Linked DNA regions of Homo sapiens: region 2 is linked to region 1. A link is a contact called in ENCODE Hi-C or POLR2A ChIA-PET data. All regions are on one chromosome and are shown on one strand. The core of a region is the stretch at or near the end of the contact, and the rest is flanking DNA. Distances in the headings are between cores, read along the strand shown. Region 1 holds the start of HELZ2 (helicase with zinc finger 2). Region 2 has its middle 13 kb from the start of NPBWR2.

Region 1 (3,930 bases), core at 172-2,671:
GTGGCGCCGGCAGCCGAGCCCAGGGCTGTAGTAGTGGCAGACTTGGTAGCACAGGGGCCTTGGGAAGGTGGGCCGGCAGCCCACCACGCGCCAGACCTTGCTCTTGGTGGCCTGCTTAAAGCGGGCCAGCAGGATCTCGCGGGAGCAGTCATGCTCCACCCTACGGAGGACGTAGGTGCTTTCATTGAGCCGCTGGGTGCAGCGGGAGCAGCCCAGACACAGGTCCACCAGGGCACACAGCCGGGCCAGGGACGGCCCTCTGGTGGCCGCGGGGCTGTTGGGCAGCAGGGTGGACCCTGGAGGCGCCACCTCGAACACCAGCTTGGCTCTCCAGGGAGGCGTCTGAGGCTCCTGAGCTCACGGGTCCACGCAGTCCACTGGAACTGTTGGCCACGGTTCGAAGCCTGCGACAGAAGGAGCAGGTGAGACTGAGGCCAGAGGACATCTGGTCCAGGCCCAGCTCAGAAGCACGGCCTCTCCACCAGGCAAGGAGCTGGGGATCTGCCTATCCTGATGCCCAAGCAGAGGCCTCTCCACCAAGCAAGGAGTTGGGACTCTCCCCACCCTGACGCCCAAGTGGAGGCCTTGGCAGTAGCTGTGTCCTGTCAGGGAGTACAGGGCTCACTGACCCGGACACAGCCAGACCCTCCCTCCTGAAGGGTCTCAGGCCCCACCTAGAAGGAGCCAAGGTGACTGCTTGTGGAGCCCTGGAGGGGGCAGAGCCCTTGGCACAGTGCCGCCCCCAGGAGGCCGCACCCCTCTGCCCCAGCCAGGGGTCCTGTGCACCCCAGGGCCTCAGGCTCCTGACTCTTCTAAGGACACAGCACCTCCTTTTCTATTGAATGACCACTGGCCCCCAGGAAAAGAGGACTCCACATCTGCACCTGGGGAGGGGCCTCACGGAGAGGAGGGTACAGTGCCCACCAGAGCTCAGGGTGCCAGGAAGAGATGGGTCCCCGGGTCCCCACCGCAGCTGGGATGCTACAAGAAGAGTAAGTTTAAAAGCAACAGACTGGAGGCAGACTTCAGTATGAGAACCCGGCACTCCCCGCGGACCCCTCTGAGAAAACATCCGAGTCTGCCATCCAGAAAGGACGGGAGCCGAGACCCCAAAATCCTGCGCTCCAGTGGGTGCAGAGACCACAGCGCTGGGTCTTGCTGCGGAGGGTGCTGGTCCTGGACGGGCTGCACTGCCCCGGGCTGGGTCTGTGGCTCCCGGGACTCCGCGCCCCCGGCTGCACTCACCCTCCCGGACCCCCCCCTCCGCCCCCGGCCCCGCCACCCTGGGACCCCCGCGCTCACCCTCCTGGAGCCGCCCCTGGACCCCCGCGCCCCCGCCCCTCCGCCCTGGGACCCCCGCGCTCACCCTCCTGGAGCTGCCTGCCCTGCCGAGCCTGCCCAGGAGCTCTCAGTTTCGATTCTGGCCCGGGCACTGACGCTGATCGCGGAAATTACCTCACCGCCCCCCGCCCCGCCCCGCCCTGCCCCGCCTCCAGCGACAGCTCGGCCCCCGCTGCGAGGGAACCTCGGGAAGCGCCAGCGAGCAGAGGACGCCCCTCCCTGAAGGGCCAGCGCCGTCGAAGGCGGAGGCGGCTGGGGGTGGGGGTCCTTTCCCGCACCCCTCCAGGGCCCCACGCCCCGTCCAGCCCTTCACACACCAGAGACGCCCCGATGATGTGCCAGGCGGAAGGGGTGAGACCCTGCCCGGCCCTGGACGGCAGGATGGTCTGGTGACTCCACCATCAGCCCCTGGAGAAATCCAGGCACAGCTGACCTGGAAGCCTGGGTCCCCTGACAGGCAGGACCTGCCCGTGGCCCTGGTGCTGCTGGGACCCCAAGTCCCTTCTGTCACCAACCAGGATATGGCAGGAATGGCTAAGTGGCCGCCGGGTCCCAGAGTCAGCACGCCTGGCTCTTGGCTCTCTGGACTGGCTCTGGGCCCTCAGCAGCCCTGTGGGGAGGCCCCATAGAGGAGCTGAGGCCTCCAGCCCACTTGCAGCTCGAGTCCCAGCCCCAGCCTTACTGCCATCTCAGGGAGACCCCAGGCCTAACCCTCCCACCTAGACCACGCCCAGCTGTTAGATGTCTATGTTTAAAATAAACGTCCCATTAGCCAGGGGTGGGGGCGGGCGCCTGTAGTCCCAGTTACTCGGGAGGCTGAGGCAGAAGCATTGCTTGAACCAAGGAAGTGGAGGTTGCAGTGCGCCAAGATTGCGCCACTGCACTCCAGCCTGGGCAACAGAGCAAGACTCCATCTCAAAACAAATAAATAAATAAAATAAACATCTGTGTTGTTTTAAGCCCCTGAGCTTTGGGGCGATCTGTTCTGCAGCAGTAGATAACGGACAGTGATGCTGCCCCTGAAACAAGGAAGCAAGGCTGCCACCCAAGGCCAGCACCTCGTGGGGAGGGCCAGGCTGGGGGCTCACAGCGACCTCGGGAGGTCGGCTGGGTGGGCCGTCAACCACCAGGGAGCCTCTCCGCAGACCAATCACGTTGGAGCTCCTGGGAGAGGGCAGGCCCTCGACAATAGCAGCCCCAGGGGCCGGGCGCTGAGCAGGGTCCATGTGCGTGGAACGCTGGGAGAATTTGTGTGGAACGCTGTGTTCCTGGATGGAGAGGCTCAACACCACACAAAGACGTGAGTTCCTCCTAAACTAACCTGCAGTCGCATGGTGGACACACTGACTTTCAAGTCCATTTGGAAAAGCATCACATCACCAAGAAAGGCTGGACAGGGCTTTTTTTTTTTTTGAGACTGAGTCTCCTTCCATTGCCCCGGCGGGAGTGCAGTGATGCAATCACAGTTCACTGCAGCCTCGACCTCTGGCTCAGACAGTCTTCCCCCCTCAGCCTCCTGAGTCGCTGGGACTACAGGCACACACCACCACAGTACAGGTGCACACCACCACAGTTAACTATTTTGGAGTTTTTTCTATGTTTTTCAGAGATGGGGTTTCTCAATGTTGCCCAGGCTGCTCTTGAACTCCTGGGCTCAAGCAAACCCCCCACCTCGGCCTCCTTGAGTGCCGGGATTAGATTACAGGCTTGAATCCCAACACCCAGCCCAGGATGATGACTAAAAAGGATTCCCAGCGGGTGCTGGCATGACTTACTAAACACATAACACACTGCAAAGCCACTGAACCCGGTGTGGACACACAGTTCCAAGGCAGAACAGAGAGTCCAGAAATAGAGTCACACTCAGGAGTCTGGGGTGGGATGAAAGATTGGCTCTCGGCCAGGCGCACTGGCTCACGCCTGTAATCCCAGCACTTTGGGAGGCCAAGGTGGGCAGATCACCTGAGGTCAGGAGTTCGAGACCAGCCTGGCCAACATAGTGAAACCCCATCTCTTCTAAAAATACAAAAAAAAAAAAAAAAAATAGCTGGGCGTGGTGGCAGGTGCCTGTAGTCCCAGCTACTCAGGAGGCTGAGGCAGGAGAATCCCTTGAACCTGGGGTCGGGGGGGGCGAGGCGGAGGTTGCAGTAAGCTGAGATCACACCATTGCACTCCAGCCTGGGAGACGGAACGAGACTCTGTCTCAAAAAAAAAAAAAAAGAAAGAAAAGAAAAGAAAAGAAAGCTTGGCTCTCACACCTCAGGGAAAAACAATTCATTGATGCATTCCACAAATTATTAGAACAACTGATTAGCAGCATCTGGAAACAAAAATGGGAGGGACGGTCTCTGCGTAGCATCTTACACCATATGAAATAATCAAACACTCTCACGGAAGGAAAAGCCAACCACAGAGGCACTAGGAGAAACCAGGGCTGAAAGTGTCTGATTCTCAGGACTCTTGGGATGTGAAAGGCCTTTCTAGGTGAAATCCAGCCCTGCGCCACTCGCCCCCAGCCAGGCTCAAGGACAGGGCTGGTGGCTTCACACATGCCGTGAGGGGCAAGCATACACCCCAGAAATCCACAAA
Region 2 (3,981 bases), core at 398-2,897, 550 kb after region 1:
GTCTGGGCAAAGCTGTGCAGGGCATGAGGGCACCCTGATGTGGCGGGGGGGCCTGGGCAAAGCTGTGCGGGGCATGAGGGCACCCTGATGTTGGGGGGGGTGTCTGGGCAAAGCTGTGCGGAGCATGAGGGCACCCTGATGTTGGGGGGGTGTCTGGGCAAAGCTGTGCGGGGCATGAGGGCACCCTGATGTGGGGGGGGGTGTCTGGGCAAAGCTGTGCGGGGCATGAGGGCACCCTGATGTGGTGGGGAGGGCCTGGGCAAAGCTGTGTGGGGCATGAGGGCACCCTGATGTCGGGAGGGGGGCAGGCCTGGGCTCAGCCAGAAGACAGCCCCAGTTCCTCCAGCATGGCTGGGCCCCATCCCACCTCACTTCCTTCCATCTCCACCTTTGCCGACTCCTGGGATCTGAGCCTCCTCCTGGTCTGTCTCTGGTTCTGAATGCCTCCTATGTGCCGGGTGCTGACAGCTAAAGATACATCCGTGTTTCATTTTGTCTCCACAATGGCCAGGGGCAGTACTACTGTCATCCCATCTAGCAGATGGGAACAGGAGGCTCTGATGGAGTTTCCCTGGAGCGTGCTTGCTAACCGTGGAGCAACAGGGCACTCAGCTTCCGCACGGAGCTTCCCAGAGCCTGTGGCTTCCTCTCAGGGCTCCGGCAGTGTTGAATGTGGGGAGCTCACACTCTCACCAGGGAGACCTCATACCTGCTGCTTATCACCTGGGAGATGTTTTCTGCCCACAGAGGCTCCGTCACATCTCTGGCTGCTCGGGGAGGTGAGTGGGGCCCTGCTCACTCAGGACAAAGGAGGCTGAGGTGGAGCTCTAGGCCCCTCTTCCCCACCCACTTGAGTGCACCCCGAAGGCACGTGGAGTTCCTGGGGTGCTGCCTGTGGTCGGGCCAGAGACTGCTCCACTGTCCAAACTGTGCTCATAGGTATGTGGCCTGGGGACTGTTGCCGTGGAACCGGGTAAAGAGCCCTGTGGACCTGTGCTCCCAACTCAGGCCAGTCAAGGGTGCCACTGTGGCCTAGATAGTCTCCTGAGGGGAGCAGACCAGGTGGAGGTCAGGAGTACAGGTCTGGGACTGGCTTTTTCCTTGCTGTGTGGCCCAGGGTGAGTTACCCAACCTCTCTGAGCCTCTGTCTCCTCACTTGTCAAATGGGGATCGTAATTTTCCTGCCTCAGGCTGGAGGCTTGCACGTGTTGGGCCAGCCCCATCTGAGGTCCCACCTGCCCGTGCTGCTCTGGACCTGGTCTGGGGTTTCGGCCTTGGGCCTGGGCAGCTCAGGTGGATGCTTGGAGGGAGCACTGACCTCAAGTCAGCTGTGAGTAGGACGGGAGGCTGGTGAGCGGCAGCAAGCTGCAAGCCACAGGCAGGGAGAACTTCCCGGAGGTAGAGAGAGAGAGAGAGAGAGAGAGAGAGAGAGTGTGTGTGTGTGTGTGTGTGTGTGTGTGTGTGTGTGCGCCCTTCTTAGCCTGGGCAAAGAATTGGGAGACCAGCAGGCCAGCGCTGGCTCTGCCATGGAGGGGAAGCACTTTGAAGCCCCACTGTTCCTGGACTAGCTCTGCTGAACCACAGAGGGGCCGCCGTTTTCCCTTGGCTGGGGTAGAGGAACAGGGTCCTTCCTGTGGCTCCTGGCTGAGCCAGGTTCTGTGCGACGCGGACCAACCCTGACCCCCAGTGGCCAGTTCCGAGAACTGCTGCAGAGGAAAAGGGACCATTCAGTAGGGTGGGGGTGGGGGCTTGCGCGGCATTCATTTTCGAGTGGACATGGGGGCAGGCAGGCCAGTCTCTGATGATTTAAGGATGCTGTGGTTTGAATATTTGTCACCTCCAAAACTCAAGTTGGAATTTAATCCCCAATGTGGCAGTATTGAGAGGTGGGGCCTTTAAGAGGTGATTGGGTCACAAGAGCTCTGCCCTCATGAATAGATTAATTTATTTATAGATTAATGGGTTATCATAGGAGTGGGGCTAGTAGCTTTATAAGAAGAGAGAGACCTGAGCCAGCACGCTCAGCCCCTCACCATGCGACGCCCTGCACTGCCTTGGGACTCTGGGGTTCCCACCAGCAAGAAAACCTCACCAGATGTGGCCCATTGACCTTGGACTTCCCAGCCCGCAGAACTGTAAGAAATACATTTTGTTTCTTTTAAATTACCCAGTTTCTGTTATAAGCAGCAGGAAACAGACTAAGACAAGGGGCAAGCCAGCCTCTGCCCACAAGGAGCTCCATTCTGGTGTGGAGAGACCCAAACACACAACTATGCTCTTTGTCTTGCTAGAGACTTGTTTTGTGGTGGCCCCAACCTCAACTTGCCAGCAATTTGTAAAAGAACCAAGTCAATTTTACACAGCAAATTAAACCCCAGGGTAAATGTGTGTACCTGGATTCCAATAGTAGGTAAAGATTCTTAATGGTGAAAACTATGACTCCTGTTAAAACTCTTGTGTTCTGTTCTTACCACTGAGTTTAAACAACAACTCTGTGCTAATCGTATAAAGAATATTTTTGTCTGGACTGTCTACGGCCAAGTTCTCCACCCTGGATGTGCACAGAATCCCCTGGGGACTTCAGGAGCTCACTGGAGCTGGTTCCACCCCCATGCCCAGGCTCTGATGTGCTTGGTCTGGGCTGGGGCCTGGGCACCAGTGTTGTCCTAGTTTTGTGTTGCTATGAAGGAATATCTGAGGCTGGGTAATTTCTTTTTCTTTTTCCTAGGTGAGGAGAAGGATAGAGGCTGGGCCATTATAAAGAAAAGAGGTTTGTTTGGCTCACGGTTCTGCAGGGTGTACGGGAAGCACGGTGCCGGCACCTGCTTCTGGGGAGGCCTCAGGGAGCGTGCACTCATGGCGGGAGGTGTCTCATGGTAAGAGAAGAGGCGAGAGAGAGGGGCGATGCCAGGATTTTTTTAAAACAACCAGCTCGTGTGGGAACTAATAGAGCAAGAACTCACTCATCACCATGAGGAGGGCACTAAACCATTCATTCTGGATCCTTCCCTATGACCCGAACACCTCCCACCAGGCCCCGCCTCCAACATCGGGGATTAAATTTCAACATGAGGTTCGGGGACAAACGTCCAAACTATAGCAGGTATTTCTGAAGAACACCCAGGTGTTTCAAAGCTGGGGTGAAGCCGTGGGTTAACACTGTTTTTCAGACATGGCTGGAGACCTGGGGTTCCTACACCACAGAGTCTCCCTGCCAGAGTTCTCAGCTCCTGGGGAGGCTGAGGTGGGTGGATCACTTGAGGTCAGGAGTTTGAGATCAGCCTGGCCAACATGGTGAAACCCCGTCTCTACTAAAAATACAAAAAATGTAGCCAGGCGTGGTGGCACACACCTGTAATTCCAGCTACTCAGGAGGCTGAGGCACGAGAATCACTTGATCCTGGGAGGCGGAGGTTGCAGTGAGCTGAGATCTCACTACTGCACTCCAGCCTGGGTGACGGAGTGAGACACTGTCAAAAAAAAAAAAAAAAAGAAAGAAGAAAGAGAAGTATCATGATAAAAGAAATAATATTTTAAAAAAAGACAGTGTGGTATTTGCATCAAGATAGACAGATCAATAGAACAAATTAGAGATACCAGAAATAGACCCACAAATATGAGCAAGTGATTTTCAACAAAGCTGCAAAGGCAATTCAATAAAGGCAAGTTTTGTTCTCAGTAAATGATGCTAAACAGTTGGATATCCATATGCAAAAAAATGAACTTTGATCCATACCTTGTACTATATTAAAATATTGTCAATATGGATCATAAACCTAAATGTAAAAGCTAAAATTATAAAACTTCTATAAGAGGACATAGAAGAAAACCTTTGCAAACTTAGATCAGGCAAAACATTATTAGATAGGATATCAAAACATAATCCATCAAATAAATAAGATGTTTCATCAAAACTAAGAACTTCTGCTATTCCAAAGACACTGCTAAGAAAATGAAAAGACAAGCCCAAGGCTGTAAGAC

What was found. A loop is a pair of places that touch in the nucleus more often than their neighbours do. ChIA-PET counts read pairs that join two places held with the same protein, here RNA polymerase II (POLR2A). Pooled maps may share reads with other maps.
Region 2: a loop to region 1 is called in a pooled map, with 4 times the contacts of the local background. The contact joins the enhancer-like site here to the promoter of HELZ2 in region 1. A Hi-C loop is called at or near these places in 1 of 168 maps with a recorded cell type or tissue (mammary epithelial cell) and 6 of 50 pooled maps. POLR2A ChIA-PET finds 5 or more read pairs at or near these places in 1 of 52 experiments (SK-N-SH).

Annotation. Positions count from the first base shown.
Region 1 is chr20:63,572,818-63,576,747 of GRCh38, forward strand. It overlaps HELZ2 (helicase with zinc finger 2), which reads right to left and starts at 1,422. Exons shown (of 20, transcript NM_001037335.2): 1 at 1,367-1,422; 2 at 1-404. RefSeq lists silencers at 767-826, 1,467-1,746, 2,856-3,041 and an enhancer at 1,531-2,258.
Region 2 is chr20:64,118,929-64,122,909 of GRCh38, forward strand. No RefSeq gene overlaps it. Among named protein-coding and RNA genes, the nearest start is that of NPBWR2, 13 kb to the left of the region's middle. RefSeq lists enhancers at 1,320-1,819, 1,488-1,782. Within about 2 kb of position 1,648, at least 2 of the 41 ENCODE cell types and tissues checked have a DNase peak (open chromatin) inside an H3K27ac peak, as active enhancers do.